Linked DNA regions of Homo sapiens: region 1 is linked to region 2. A link is a loop called in an ENCODE intact Hi-C map of the cell type or tissue named here. Cell type or tissue: PC-9. All regions are shown on one strand. Links, peaks and the distances in the headings refer to the core of each region. The heading gives the core; the rest is flanking DNA.

Region 1 (7,444 bases), core at 1,435-6,434, 95 kb before region 2:
AAAGACTGGTTCAGGGAAAATCATCAATGGATGCTAAATTTATGAAGGAAATTTTAATGTAGCACTTGATATTTATTTGACTGTCTTAAAATATCTTGCCGTAGATTGCTTATTTGTTGCAAGAGAAAAAAATAGTAACTGTAGAGAAGAAAAAAATTGACAACACCTTGACCAAATGATCAAAATTAACATCACCAAAGTGGGGCAGATGGACACCTTGTGCCTTCGAATGGGATACCCTGAGAGTGATGGAGCACCACGTGTACGATGTTCAGACTGGGGATGCATAGCCTGAATGGAATCATGAGGAAATAACAGTCAAATGCAAATGGAGGGACATTCTGTAATAAACATGAGGGCTCTATTTTTAAAAAGGTCAATGTCATTAAAGTTAAAGAACAGCTGAGAAACTGTTTCAGATTACAGGAGATTAAAGAGACACAATTCAATAAAGGACATGATTGGGTCAATTGATAGAACTGGAATATAAATGGTAGGTTAGATAAATATATTGTATTGGTGTGAAATTTCCTGAAGTTAACAACCGCTCTGTGATTATATAATAAAAGAGAATGTTCTTATTCTTAGGCAAAACATGCTGATGTATTTAGGGGAAGAAATGCGTGATATATGCAACTTATTCTCAAATGTTTCCTCCCCAAAATTTACATACAAGAGAACCAGTGGAGCTGGGCTGGGTGGCTCACACCTCTAATCCCAGCACTTTGGGAGGCCAAGGGCGGGGGGTGGCAGGGGGATCACTTGAGCCAGGAGTTTGAGACAAGCCTGGTTAACATGGTGAAACCCCATTTCTACTAAAAATACACATACACAAAATTAGCTGGGCGTGGTGGCGCGCACCTGTAGTTTTAGCTACTAGGGAGGCTGAGGCAGGGGAATCGCTTGAACCTGGGAGGCAGAGGTTGCAGTGAGCCAAGATCTCGCCACTGCACTCTAGCCTGGGTGACAGAGTGAGACTGTGTCTCAAAAAAAATTGAAAAAAAAAAAAGAGAGAGAGAGAACCAATGGGATAAAATGTTAACAATAATTGCAAACAATATGTTGAAATTCAAACAAATTTTTTGAAATTATTTCCAAATAATTTATGCTACCGCATGTGTCTTCAGGTCAGCTGAGGCTAATTAATCAGTTGGCTTTCACTCCAGCAGAGGGTTGCGTCCAGGCCCACCTCAGGTGTCTCTCATCTTCCTTGGACCACTGGGCTAGGCAGAATATGGTCCTCTCATGATTAAGGCACTAGTACAAGAAAGGAGGCACAGCCAACTGCAGAAACACAGGTGGGGCCCACTGCTGCGTCACATCTGGCAACATCCCACTGACCAAAGCAAGTCACATGGTCAAGCCCAAAGTCAGAGTGGGGAAGTACATTCTGTCTTTAAAAGCAAACCAAAACAAATTGATTTAACAGCATTTCCGATGAATAATATAACCACATTGAAGGAAAGAAAAGAACAAATCCGTATGAGGACACTATATATTTGTCCTTGGTTTTGGTCAGGGTTGGGGTTGGGAAGCAAATTGCAAACAAACCCTGACTTCTGTTTTATTAGATTTGATTTTTGTACTGAAATGGGCAAAACAACACAAAAATTATCTTTGGTATATTATAGGATTGAGCAAATGAGTAGATTTGATAGTAGACATTGATATTATTGGAGGCCAGGGTTCTCACTGCGGAGGAAGGGAGATGTAAGGATGGGGGAAGGCCAGGAAGTACTTGGTGGGAGAGAGCGCAAAGTCCCAGGCAAGAGGTGTGGACACATGGAGGGGTGAAAAACTGGGACCAATAATAAATAGTTCAACCTACCACAGGTGGCCAATGTGAATACATGGTAATACATGGTAGCTATTTAGAAAAATATTTGTTAAATTACAGCAAGCCAGGAATCTAAGTTAGTAGGGATGAAAATATTGCTTTTGGCTCTGAAAGGGCAATGTCTCAGCTAACAAGTAGCAAAGAGAGAGGCTGATTCCCCCAGCCTGCCTAATTATTGAGGCATCATCTCTACTTACTGAAAAACCACGGCAAGGAGGCTGTCCAAGTTCAAGTGCCTGATTTGATCTTTCCATGGGAGGAGCAAGCTCAGGGAGATGACAAAGAACAGATAGATGCATATGATGGAATTCCACATTGTTCATTTATGCTGGGGAAATTAACCACCCACTCAGTCCTGGTCACAGGGTCTCCCTTCTGATGTGGCAGGTGGGACCTTTCAAGACACCCAAGTATGGTTTTTTTTTTTTTTTTTTTTTTGAGGTGGAGTCTTGCTCTGTCACCCAGGCTGGAGTGCAATGGTGTGATCTCGGTTCGCTGCAACCTCCACCTCCCAGGTTCAAGTGATTCTCCTGCCTCAGCCTCCTGAGTACCTGGGATTACAGGCGCCCACCACCACGCCCGGCTAATTTTTGTATTTTTAGTAGAGACAGGGTTTCGCCATGTTGGCCAGGCTGGTCTCAAACTCCTGACCTCAAGTGATCAGCCAGCCTCGGCCTCTCAAAGTGCTGGGATTACAGGCGTGACCCACCGCGCCTGGCCCCAGCTATAGTTTAGACGGTTGCTGGTTAAGCAAATAATTCGAGCAGATGGAATTGGATCTTCCTAAGGAATGTTCCTATTATCTTGTGACTTTTCTTTCTCTAGTCTACAAATAAGAAGATAAACTTTTCTCTGGATAACTGGAAAGAATCCTAGAAATCAGAGTATTGTGCCCTTTGAAAAATATTGAAGAAACTCTACAAAGTCTTGCTCTTCAACACAGTTTTTTGGACTCCATACAGAACACTCTGCATTATGACCAGACAATGGACTTATTGCCACGGTGGAATAAAGGTTAGATTTTAATCTGTGTAGTTTGTGCCTGCCCAGTATTCGTTCATTCTTCCTCCAGTAGTGAAGGCCAGAATTCCCTCTGAAGAGCCAGTTCCTCCCATCTATGACTCTTAGTCCATCTGATTCTGGTGGAGCCCACTTCTTCCCCACTCCAGCGTGGTCCCAAGTCTCAGACTCAAGCCAATCAGTGCATCCCAAACCCAGGATTGCTCTAGGATGGTCATGTGATTCAACTAAGCTAAGAAGAGGCAGATCCAGGACTTTAAAAAACAAACAATAAACTCCTGAAACAACTCCCCAAATAACCAATAAATTGTTAATTTGTTTTTTTTTTTTTTTTTTTGAGACGGAGTCTCACTCTGTTGCCTAGACTGGAGTGCAGTGGCACGATCTTGGCTCACTCCAACCTCTGTTTCTCGGGTCCAAGCAATTCTCCTGCCTCAGCCTCCCGAGTAGCTGGGATTACAGGCACCTGCCACCACACCCAGCTAATTTTTGTATTTTTAGTAGAGACAGGGTTTCACCATGTTGGCCAGGCTGGCCTTAAACTCCTGACCTTAAGTGATCCACCTGCCTTGGCCTCCAAAGTGCTGGGATTACAGGTATGAGCCACCATGCCCTGCCAACCAATTGTTTAGAAGAGCCTTTTCTTCTGCCCATGAATTTTGGAGGAAGTAAACTTGCAGCTGCTTGGAGTCCCTAAAAGGGAAAAAATTGGGGCTGCTCTCCAGTTGGCGAGAGCCTACCCAAGCGGGACACTAACATAGAGGAAAATACAGCTGAGAAAGAGGAAGAATCCAACCCCTGAGAAATAATCTGAGCCAAATTCAGCAATGCTTGAATCTACCCCGTGGAATTTTCAGTTTCGTAAGTCAGTAGTTTTAAATTTTATTTCCTGTAAGTCTCAGTTGAGTTTCTCTCACTTGAGGGTAGGAAAGGTTTTATTTGTCTTTGTCTCCCAAGTACTCAGTGTTAACTCATAAAGAAGCATCCTTGTGTGCCATATTAAAAGACTTAGGGCTGGGCGAGGTGGCTCACTCCTGTAATCCCAGCACTGGAGGCTGAGGCAGGCGAATCACTTGAGGTCAGGAGTTTGAGACCAGGCTGTCCAACATGGTGAAACCTTGTCTCTATTAAACATACAAAAATTAGCTGGGTGTGGTGTCAGGTGCCTGTAATCCCTTTTACTCGGAAGGCTTAGACGAGAGAATCGCTTGAACCCCGGGAGGCAGAGGTTGCGGTGAACCAAGATCGCGCTACTGCACTCCAGCCTGGGGGACAGAGTGAGATGCCATCTCAAAAAAAAAAAAAAAAAAAAAAGGCTTAGGCTTGATCCCCGGCAAGTGAGGAGTAACTGAGGAGCTGTAAGCAGCAAAGCTATATGAAGCGTTTCATGCATTGGAGCTATGGGTGGGTAGACCTTTCAAAAGCAAGCAGTGGCGTGAACCTGGGAAGCGGAGCTTGCAGTGAGCTGAGATCGCGTCACTGCACTCCAGCCTGGGCGACAGAGCGAGACTCCGTCTCAGAAAAAAAAAAAAAAAAAGCCAAGCAGTGGCAGACATGAAATCTTTACCTCATAGCCCCACCCAGCTGAAATTACACACCCTCTGACAACAGGAGGCCAGGGACCAAACTGAGTTGTACACTCCCTGTATAGGTATGTAAGAGATAGGGCTTCTGTTCTCCCCATTCCTCCCTCTCACCATACCTGGACTGCTTTTGGAAGGAAACTTCTAGGGGTCCATGAGGCAGGCCTGCACACATTCCAAGCAGGCAGTAAAGCGCATTTCATTCTGCATGGTGTCATCAGGCATTCGTTAAAGGAATATATGACCTGTGGGTGATTAAAATCTAATGAAAACAGGCATTCTCAGAATGACTTCCAGAATCCAGGCAAGAGAGCACTGTTAAATGTCTGGAAATTATTGTACAGTTAAAGCACCCACACTCCCTTCTCTCCCAGACAACCCTGGGTCAGAATTGATCTTCCCTGTCTTTGTTCTTCTACTGTGCTCATAATCTCTCAAGTGCAACACGGATCGTGATATTGTCAGAGGTGTGTGAACCAGAACAACTCTGTCTTGAATAGGAGCTGAGTAAAGTGAGGCTAAGACCTGCTGGGCTTCATTCCCAGACTGTTAAGGCATCCTGAGTCACAGGATGAGATAGGAGGTCAGCACAAACACAGATCATAAAGACCTTGCTGATAAAACAGGTTGCAGTGAAGAAGCCGGCAAAAACCCACCAAAACCAAGAAGGCCACGAGAGTGATCTCTGGTCATCCTCACTACTACACTCCCATCAGCATCATGACAGTATACAAATGCCATGGCAATGTCAGGGAGTTACCCTATATGGTCTAAAAATGGGAGGCATGAATAATCCACTCCTTGTTTAGCATATCATCAGGGAATAGCCATAAAAATGGGCAAACAGCAGCCCTCAGGGCTGCTCTGTCTATAGAGTAGCCATTCGTTCATTCCTTTACTTTCCTAATAAACTTGCTTTCACTCTACTCTGTGGACTTTCCCTGAATTCTTTCTTGCGTGAGATCCGAGAACCCTCTCTTGGGGACCGAGACCCCTCTCTTGGGGACCGAGACCCCTTTCCGGTAACAGCATGACTGTAAAGTGGAGTTGCTTTGTCTATATTCCCTTCTAGAGGTGAACCTTGAGGTCAGGGACAGTCTTACTCATCTTTATGGTCCCCTGCACACCCCCACAATGCCCTTAATACCCAGTTGTTCAATGGACTTGGTGAAATTTGTAATCTCTAAATAGGCCTTGTGAAACCAAACTACATATGGCCTGAGAAGGATTCTGTACGTCTTTATTTGAGTCTTTGTGGACAAACTGCAACCTAACTTAGTAAGTAGACAAGATTGAAAACCTAACTTAGGAGTATGCGCCTGTAACAATAGCTGAGTCCTGGCCAATCCCAGTGGCCATCCTTCAACCACTCATACACTGCTGAGTGTTCAAACTGTGTTCAAATAAGGCAAACGCCAACCTGTAACCAATCCGGCTGTTTCTGTACCTCACTTCTGATTTCTGTATGTCGCTTCCCTTTTTTTGTCTATAAATTTGTTCTGACCATGAGGCATCCCTGGAGTCTCTCTGAATCTACTGTGATTCTGGGGCTGCCTGATTGGTGAATTGTTTTTTGCTCAATTAAACTCTCTTAAATTTAATTCAGCTCAAGTTTTTCCTTTAACAGCCTGACTTTATTTTGTTATATATATATATTTTGAGGTGGAGTTTTGCTTTAGTTGCCCAGGCTGGAGTGCAATGGCGCCATCTCGGCTCACCGCAACCTCCGCCTCCCGAGTTCACGCGATTCTCCAGCCTCAGCCTCCTGAGCAGCTGGGATTACAGGCATACGCCACCATGCCTGGCTGATTTAGTATTTTTAGTAGAGATGGGGTTTCTCCATGTTGGTCAGGCTGGTCTCAAACTCCCAACCTCAGGTGATCTGCCCACCTCGGCCTCCCAAAGAGTTGGGATTATAGGCACAAGCCACGGTGCCCGGCAACAGCCTGGTTAAAAAAAAAAAAAATTGGGCCGGGCATGGTGGCTCACGCCTGTAATCCCAGCACTTTGGGAGGCTGAGGCGGGAGGACCACGAGGTCAGGAGATGGAGACCATCCTGGATAACACGGTGAAACCCCGTCTCTACTAAAAATACAAAAAAAATAGCCGGGCGTGGTGGCAGGCGCCTGTAGTCCCAGCTACTAGGGAGGCTGAGGGAGGAGAATGGCGTGAACCCGGGAGGCGGAGTTTGCAGTAAGCCGAGATCGCGCCACTGCACTCTAGCCTGGGTGACAGAGTGAGACTCCGTCTCAAAAAAAAAAAAAAAAAAAAAAAAAATTGAAAATAAACATGCTCCCTGAATCCATATGTTTATTAAGACTCTTTTGTGGCCAGTGACAGAAACTTAACCCAGTCACTTAAGAAAATCGCTGGTTCATTGATTCACCTTCAGGCACAGCTGGATGCAGAGTTTCAAACAGTGTCACCTACACTCTATTTTTGTTCTGCTTTCCTTTGTATTAGGCTTTGTTCTCCTGCAAGCTCTGCGCTTGAGATGACCAATATGGTTACTAGCATCTGTAGGCTAAATTCAGCCAGCTTGGCAAGTACAGTAGAAAAGAGCTCCCCAAGGTTGGGCGCGGTGGCTCACAGCTGTAATCCCAGCACTTTGGGAGGCGGAGTGGGAGAGAGGTGGTGGATCACCTGAGGTCAGGAGTTCGAGACCAGTCTGGCCAACATGGTGAAACCCCGTCTCTACTAAAAATACAAAAAATTAACCGGTCGTGATGTCTCGCGCCTGTAATCCCAGCTACTTGGGAGGCTGAGGCAGAAGAATCGGGTGAACCCAGGAGGCAGAGGTTGCAGTGAGCAGAGATCGTGCATTGCACTCCAGCCTGGGCAATAAGAGTGAAACTCCGTCTCAAAAAAAAAAAAGAGCTCCTCTTCCTCAGAATCTCCAGCAAAGGTCTAAGGATCAAGTCTCATTGGTTTGGCTTGGGTCATCTGTCCATGACTGAGCCACGTGTTGTAGCCAGGAGACTGGGCTGTACTGGTTGGCGAGGTC
Region 2 (7,444 bases), core at 1,590-6,589:
AGCCTCATGAGACCTTGAGCAGAACCCAGTTGGGCCAAAAACCCTGCCTGGATTTTTGGCCCACAGACCTGTGAGGTAACACATGGGTGTTTTAAGCTATTAAATTGGTGGTAATTTGTTATGTAAGAATAGAAAACGAATACCATAGTTATAGAAACAGAAAGCACTCACTAGAAAAACTTTCTGAGTTCGAATTATTCCCATTTTAGAGATGGGAGAAACTGAGGATCCCAGAGGTAAAGGGTCTTCTCAAAGTCATTCATCAGCTAGTAAATGGTGTAGCATCTAATGCCAAAACCCAAGTACTCAGTCATTAACCCACTTATGCCTAGTGTTCCATTATTGGAATGCTAAGCCTGTGGGAATTATTTATATATTACTGCTCAAGGTCACTGCCAAGGTCTGATTTTTCACTCATGTAAAAATACAAAAAATTGCAACCTCCGGCATAAATGGGTTAATTTCTACAAATGGCTGAGATTCTGGTCAGTGGGATGGTGTCCCCTGATAAAGGAAGACAAGCTGATAAACTGTCCCAAGGGCTCTGGGAACTGTAACAGAGCCCCCAGTGTCCCAGTCTGAGAGCACCCATCTCACCTACCTGGCAGAAAGGGGATGATCCGCTGCTTGGGGTCCTTCTGTCCTCCTTCCATGGGAAATTTGTCCAACATCTGCATCTAAGTGGGGGGCGAATACCAAAAACAAAAACCTTTCATAATGCACTAAACATCATCTAGGACATTTTAAAGAAATTATGTGAAATATGTGATGTGATATACTAAAAGTTCACTGCGTTCAGCTTTCCAGAAACCCAAACTAATGGGAAAGGCAATTTCAGTTGGACCTAGAAACCCCATGAAAACAATGTTTATATCCACAGCCGCCAGATTTGTGAAGGTTCAGAGTTAGGAGAGACCATTCCCGGCTTTCCTGGGGTTCTCCATCCACAGGATCTGAAACGTGAACAACACTCTCAGGGCCACCAGGATTTCATGGACAGCAGGTCATCCTGCTCCTAAGTATTTCTGGGTTGAGGTAAGGAATAAATCATTAGCATCCAATCAATGTGGTTCGGTTCATGCTTATGAGGGCACTATATTCCCCTGACCCAGGAAGAATTCTTCAGGTCGGCTCAACAGATAGCTTTGGGCCTGGCTCTGTGCTAGAGGAACAGGAGACAGCGAGGAAAAGATTCATAATCTAGAGAGGGGACTGAGAAGAGAACTGATCATTAAAAGGTGGTGCAAAGAGAGGGAGGTGTAGGCTGCTGTGGGGGTAGAGGTACAAGAGGGCAGAGTCCCCAAAACAAAAACCTTTCATAGTACCATAAACGTATCTCTGAAAGCTTCAGGGACTTCATGTGAAATATCGGATTTGGCATACAAAATCACGAGGATCTGCTTCTTACTCCCCATGGGGTCTTAGGAAAGTGACAAAACCTTTTAGGACCTCATCTTTAAGTCTGCCATAAGGACACTGACTTGCAGCGTTATTTTATGGATTAAAGCTGGGCTGCGGAAGTCATTAACGCTGTTGTCAAATATTTCTGGTTCTTCTTCTGAGCACATGGTAGATTTGTACTTTCCCCAGTCCCTTGAAGTAGGATGTGGCCAATCCATGTGAGCTGGAGACATGTGTCACTTCAGGGTGGAAGATGATGACTGGTGGATGCTTTCCCACTTGCTATTTCCCTCTTCCATGGGGATTGGCCACTCTCCAGAGCCTGGCTTCTCTGCTGGCCGCGGTCATGGGATGAGGTCCAAAGACCCCAGTGACCTCTGCTGGACATGTGGCCTGAGTGAGCTATGCCAAGATGCTCTGGTTGTATAGTGAGGTTATCTGCATAAGCAGCATCTTAACCTACCCTGTTTAGTACACGGGTCAAGGAATCAAAGCAGATGGTGAGGGAGAAAGTCCCAAGCCTTGTGGAGTAATGGCTGGAATGTGAAAAGCCTGCCCACAGGAAAGTCACTCTGGCACTTGAGATCTGTCCCTCTCATGGAATAAAAGAAACTTTGAAAAGTCCAGGAGAAATACACCAGCTATTGTGTAGGCATTTGGGGAGGGAGGGGAGGACCCGAAGTGGGAGAGAACAGAGATATGTATACGAAACACCTACTATCTGCCAGACATGGGCTAGATTCTTTAGAAACATTCCCTCATTAAATCCTCGATCATTGCTTTAAGGTGGACCTGACTGTCCAGGAAACTGAAGGCCTGTAGCCAACAAAGCGGAGGGGCCAGAGACTGAAGACCACTTGCTTCTTTATCATCAAATCACCTCGCCTCTGAAATGCTACAAAGACAATTAAAAAGGCCAGGGCTGCTTTCCCAGGCTGGAGCTCCCGGCCTCTTTGGTGCTGTTCTACACGATGCCCTGGGCAGGTGAGTCAGCCTCAGCTTGGCTGCGCATCCTGGAAGCTGCTGGAATGCACGGCCTTGCCCCAGAAGTCTTTAAACTTTTAAACTGTGGGTTTTTTTTTTTCCTTCTCTCTTTTTTCCCTTGGTCGCTAGCTACAGGTTTATTAATCTTTATCGTTTCAAAGAACTTGCTTTTAGTTTCACTGATTTTCTTTATTCTTTTTCTGTTCTCAATTTCTTTTCTTTTTTGAGACAGGGTCTTGCTCTGTCACCCAGGCTGGAGTGCGGTGGCACAATCATGGCTCACTGCAGCCTCAATCTCCCTGGGCTCAGGTGATCCTCCCATCTCAGCCTCCAGAGCAGCTGGGACTATAGGCGTGTGCCACCATGCTCAGCTAATTTTTTTGTATTTTGTACAGATGGCTTTTGCCATGTTGCTCAGGCTGTCAATTTCTTATCTTAATTACTGCCTTTCTTTTGTGTGCTTTGGGTTATCACTTTTTTTTTTTTTTTTTTTTTGAGATGGAGTTTCCCTCTTGTTGCCCAGGCTGGGGTGCAATGGCATGGTCTTGGTTCACTGCAACCTCCACCTCCCAGGTTCAAGAAATTCTCCTGCCTCAGCCTCCCAAGTAGTTGGGATTACAGGCGCCTGCCTAACTTTATTTTTAGTAGAGACGGGGTTTTACCATGTTGGCCAGGCTGGTCTCGAACTCCTAACCTCAGGTGATCTGCCTGCCTCGGCCTCTCAAACTGCTGGGATTACAGACATGAGCCACCACGCCTGGCCTGGGTTTTCACTTTCTAGTTTATTTTAATTTTTAAATTTCTAAAATTTAATTTTTAATTGACACATAATAATTGTATATATTCATGGGGTACATTAGTAATGTTGATTCACATAATATGTAGTGATCAGATCAGCATATTTACACATTCATCATCTCAAACATGTATCATTTATTTGTGTTAGAAATATTCAATGTTTTCTTTCCAGCTATCTGAAACTATATAATACGCTATTGTTAACTATAGTCATCCCACAGTACTATAAAACACTAGAACTGGCCAGGCGCGGTGGCTCACACCTGTAACCCCAGCACTCTGAGAGGCCGAGGTGGGTGGATGGCCTGAGGTCAGGAGATCGAGACCAGCCTGACTAACAGTGAAACCCCCTCTCCACTAAAAATACAAAAAAATTAGCTGGGCGTGGTGGCGGGCACCTGTAATCCCAGCTACTAGGGAGACTGAGGCAGGAGAATTGCTTGAACCTGGGAGGTGGAGGTTGCAGCGAGCCGAGACCGCGCCATTGCACTACAGCCTGGACAACAAGAGCAAAACTCTGTCTCAAAACAAAAACAAAACCAAAAACACTCAAAACACTAGAACTTATTCCTCCTATTTAGCTGTGATTTTGTTTCCTTTTACAAATCTCTCCCTATCTCCCCACTTCCCCCTACCCTCCCCAGCCTCTAGTTATCCTCTGTGCTACTTTTCACTTTATGAGATCAACTTTTTTAGCTTCCACATGTAAGTGAGAACTTTATGTTCCTGGCTTATTTCACTTAACATAATGTCCTCCAGTGGCATCTATGTTGCTGCAAATGACAGGATTTCCTTATTTTTGATGGCTGAATAGTATTCAATTGTGTATGCATACCACATTTTCTTTTTCTTTTTCTTTTCTTTTCTTTATTTTGAGACAGAATTTCGCTCTTGTTGCCCAGGCTGGAGTGCAATGGCACGATCTTGGCTCACTGCAGCCTCCGCCTCCTGGGTTCAAGCGATTCTCCTGCCTCAGCCTCCCCGGTAGCTGAGATTACAGGCATGGGTCACCACACCTGGCTAATTTTTGTATTTTTAGTACAGACGGGGTTTCACCATCTTGGTCAGGCTAGTCTTGAACTCCTGACCTCAGGTGATCCACCTGCCCCGGCCTCCCAAAGTGCTGGGATTACAGGCATGAGCCACTGTGCCCGGCCCATACCACAATTTCTTTATCCATTCATCTGCTGATGGGTACTTAGGCTGATTCCACACCTTGGCTGCTGTGACTAGAGCTGCAATCAACATGGGATGTATTATCTCTTAGATATACTGATTTCCTTTCCTTTGGATAAATGCCTAGTGGTGGGATTGCTGAATCATATGGAAGTTCTCTTTGCAGTGTTTTGAGGAACCTCTACATTGTTTCCCATGGTGGCTATACTAGTTTACGTTCCCACCAACTGTGTGTAAGAGTTCCCTTTTCTCTACATCCTTGCCAGTATTTTAAACATGTGGTTTTATTTGTGGTTTTGAGTCATTGTCCCCTGTTCTGTTGCCTGGTGAGGTGGAAATGCTTGGTCCACTGTCATTCAGAGACAGGTGAGGCCACAGTGGGGACTTGCTGGAAAAGGCAGCCTTCTTTTTGTGAATCCAAGAGCTCTTCAATGCCAGCACATAGTAGATGCTCAATAAAAACGGGCTGAACTTGATGTCGATGAAGAGAGGTTGTGAGTGGCGAGGACAAGGGGCTATGCTCTGTACTTTCCAGTCAATTTTTCTGAGAACCTAAAACTTCTCTAAAAACTAAAGTTTACTGATTAAAAAAAAATTGGCTGAACCAATGAACGCAACTGAGCAAACGCTTTGGGAGGCAACTTCAGGAGATGTTTGCTAAGTAACTCTGAGGAATAATATTCACATTACTAATACTAAATAATAATTAGTAATCACAACTAACACGTATATAACAGTTCACAGTGAACATGTCCTCTCATATACGATTTCATGTGACCTTGACAGTAACTCTGTGACATAAATGTTACATTCCCCTTGTCACAGATGAGGTAACTGAGAAGCAGAGAGGGCAGTGAACTTGCCTGAAGTCACACAGCTAAGTGGTGTGTCCAGCCAGTCCATGCATCTTTGTCTAAATTCCATTCTTTTTGCCTAAGACCACTCTTTGAGGCAGCTTCAGAGTGTCACGTGAACACAAAAGTCAGCCTGAGATGAGGTAAGTTTAATATTCTGTGCACATGTGAACAGCATGCTTTCTTTTCGAAAGCAGAGCCATTAATCAGTCTCAGCTGTGGAGTATGTTAGAGATTTATAGGTTTTTGCCTAACACTATCTACTTTTTCCCTTCTCAATTTTATTTGTTAAGACAATGAAACACCATTAAAGGGAACTTTTTTTTTTTTAAAGAATGCACCAGTAATCTGTCCACCCTAACATGACTATTTCCAATCTCCGGGTTCCTTTGGAGTCCCTGCCTGAATGTACATGTCAGCCAATGAGTCCCTGCCACTGCTGTGTTTTTCAGTCCTCAGAGGGGTCTCTACTGCCTGGTCTTAAGAAGCTGCTCTCTTGCCCTTTGTCCTGACTTGATTTTACCCAGATCAGCATGGCCCAAGGAGCTGAAAGGCCTCCCTTTGTTTTATTTGTTGGAGGTGGCAGATCTGGGTTTAAATACTGCATAGTCTAACCACAGACATGACTGCTGGGGACCCAACAGCCCTGGGGTTCAATCCTGATGCTTCCTCATGCCAGCTGTGTGTCTTTGGCCAGACACTTCATCCCTGAGCCTGTTTGGCCGTCTGCAGGATGAGGGACGCAGCCTGCTCCGCGGCGGGGCTGGGTAAATGAGTGCTATGTGGAAACTCTGGGGAGCACACCAGATGCTCAGCAAGAAATCCCCGCTCCTTACACTCTGCCCATATTGAATATGTTATTTTGAAAGTTATTTGGGGATAACTTTTAGTAGTCTGTAAGGCTGTGTGGTTTTTTTTTTTTAATCGTGTTAAATATACACAAGAGAAGATTTACCATTTCAACCACACTTGGGTGTACAGTTCAGTGGCATTCAGCACATTCACAATGTTGTGTAAACATCACCACCATCCATCTCTGGAACCTCTTCATCATCCAAAACTGAAACTGTGACTCCCCCCTCTCCCTCCCCCTGGGCCCTGGCAACCACTACTCTGCTTTCTGCCTCTATGAATCTGACTGCTGTAGCTACCTCCAATAAGTGGATGACACAGTACTTGCCCTTTTGGGACTGGCATATTTCACTTAGCATAAGGTCCTCAAGCTCCATCCATTTTATAGCATGTGGCAGAATTTCCTTCTTTTTTAAGGCTGAATAATATTTGATTGTGAGGCTGTGTTTTAAGGTTGGCAAAAAACCCCTCAGGACTGCCCGGGTGGCCCCGTGGCTGTAGCAGGGCTGTCTGCTGGCACTTTCTGCCATCATGGAGGTGTTCTACATCTTGCTGTCCAATCCAGTGGCCACTAGCCTCCTGGTAGCTATTGAGCAGGTGAAATGCTGCTCCTGCAACTCAGGAGCTCAATTTAAAAATTTTCTTTAATTGACTTGAATTTACATTTAAATACCCTCATGTGACGAGCAGCTGCCATCCCGGACAGTGCAGGGCTGGACTATCACAATATCCTCCTATTTAAACCACATCCAATTTTATTTCGTTTTCTTCATCACTGTGTCCAATGTCAACGGCCATCTGTGAGTTTGCTAGTTGCAAAGACTAGGACTCAGGATAAGATGCTGGGGGATTAGAGCCCTGCAAGCTTTCCTTGCCGAGCTGGTCTTGGTGTGTCCAGGTTTACGGCCACCAATTGCATCTATGCAGAGAACTGTAACACTAGGCATCCAAAGGCCTTGAAGTAGGTTCTCCAAGGGACCAGGCCCAGGCTGTCTGCAGCAGCAGGAGCAGAGGCATGCTCCTCAAAGCCTAACCCATGTCATCCTTGGTAATGAGAAAACCCACTACCCGCGCTCCCCCCAGATAACAAAAGAAGTGGCGCTCAGGGTGAGGAGGACTGGAAACTGAAGAGGAAGATGAGTCATTTGGGGAGTAGGAAGGGAGAAGGAGTCACATCAAGTTGCCACATCACAGGCTTCCAAGAAGAAAGAGAGAACACTCCATCAGCAGTTTTCAAGACATCAGCTTGCGGTAGAGGGAATGCGAGACACGCTGTCCAAAGAACACGCCATGGAAGCTGGCCACCACACGTGGTTTGCGTTAGCAGCAGCCATTGAGGCTGGACTTGGGAGGGGTTTACCCCCTCAATATCACAAAAC

Evidence for each region. Peaks named below come from ENCODE experiments on the same cell type or tissue, not always from the same donor. Only the 100,000 strongest peaks of a DNase experiment are listed, where the experiment ranks them.
Region 1: a loop joins it to region 2, with 2.3 times the contacts of the local background. A loop is called at or near these places in 2 of 110 quality-filtered maps.

Annotation. Positions count from the first base shown.
Region 1 is chr5:172,310,470-172,317,913 of GRCh38, forward strand. No RefSeq gene overlaps it. Among named protein-coding and RNA genes, the nearest start is that of UBTD2, 30 kb to the left of the region's middle. RefSeq lists enhancers at 5,251-5,340, 5,371-5,460. In PC-9, for the core only: no CTCF peak of the experiment used is centred there; DNase peaks (open chromatin) are centred at 4,482 and 4,972; H3K4me3 peaks cover 1,267 bases; H3K27ac peaks cover 2,799 bases.
Region 2 is chr5:172,405,676-172,413,119 of GRCh38, forward strand. It overlaps SH3PXD2B (SH3 and PX domains 2B), which reads right to left. Exons shown (of 13, transcript NM_001017995.3): 3 at 602-677. Among named protein-coding and RNA genes, the nearest start is that of SH3PXD2B, 45 kb to the right of the region's middle. RefSeq lists an enhancer at 7,026-7,444. In PC-9, for the core only: no CTCF peak of the experiment used is centred there; DNase peaks (open chromatin) are centred at 2,386 and 4,606; H3K27ac peaks cover 2,782 bases.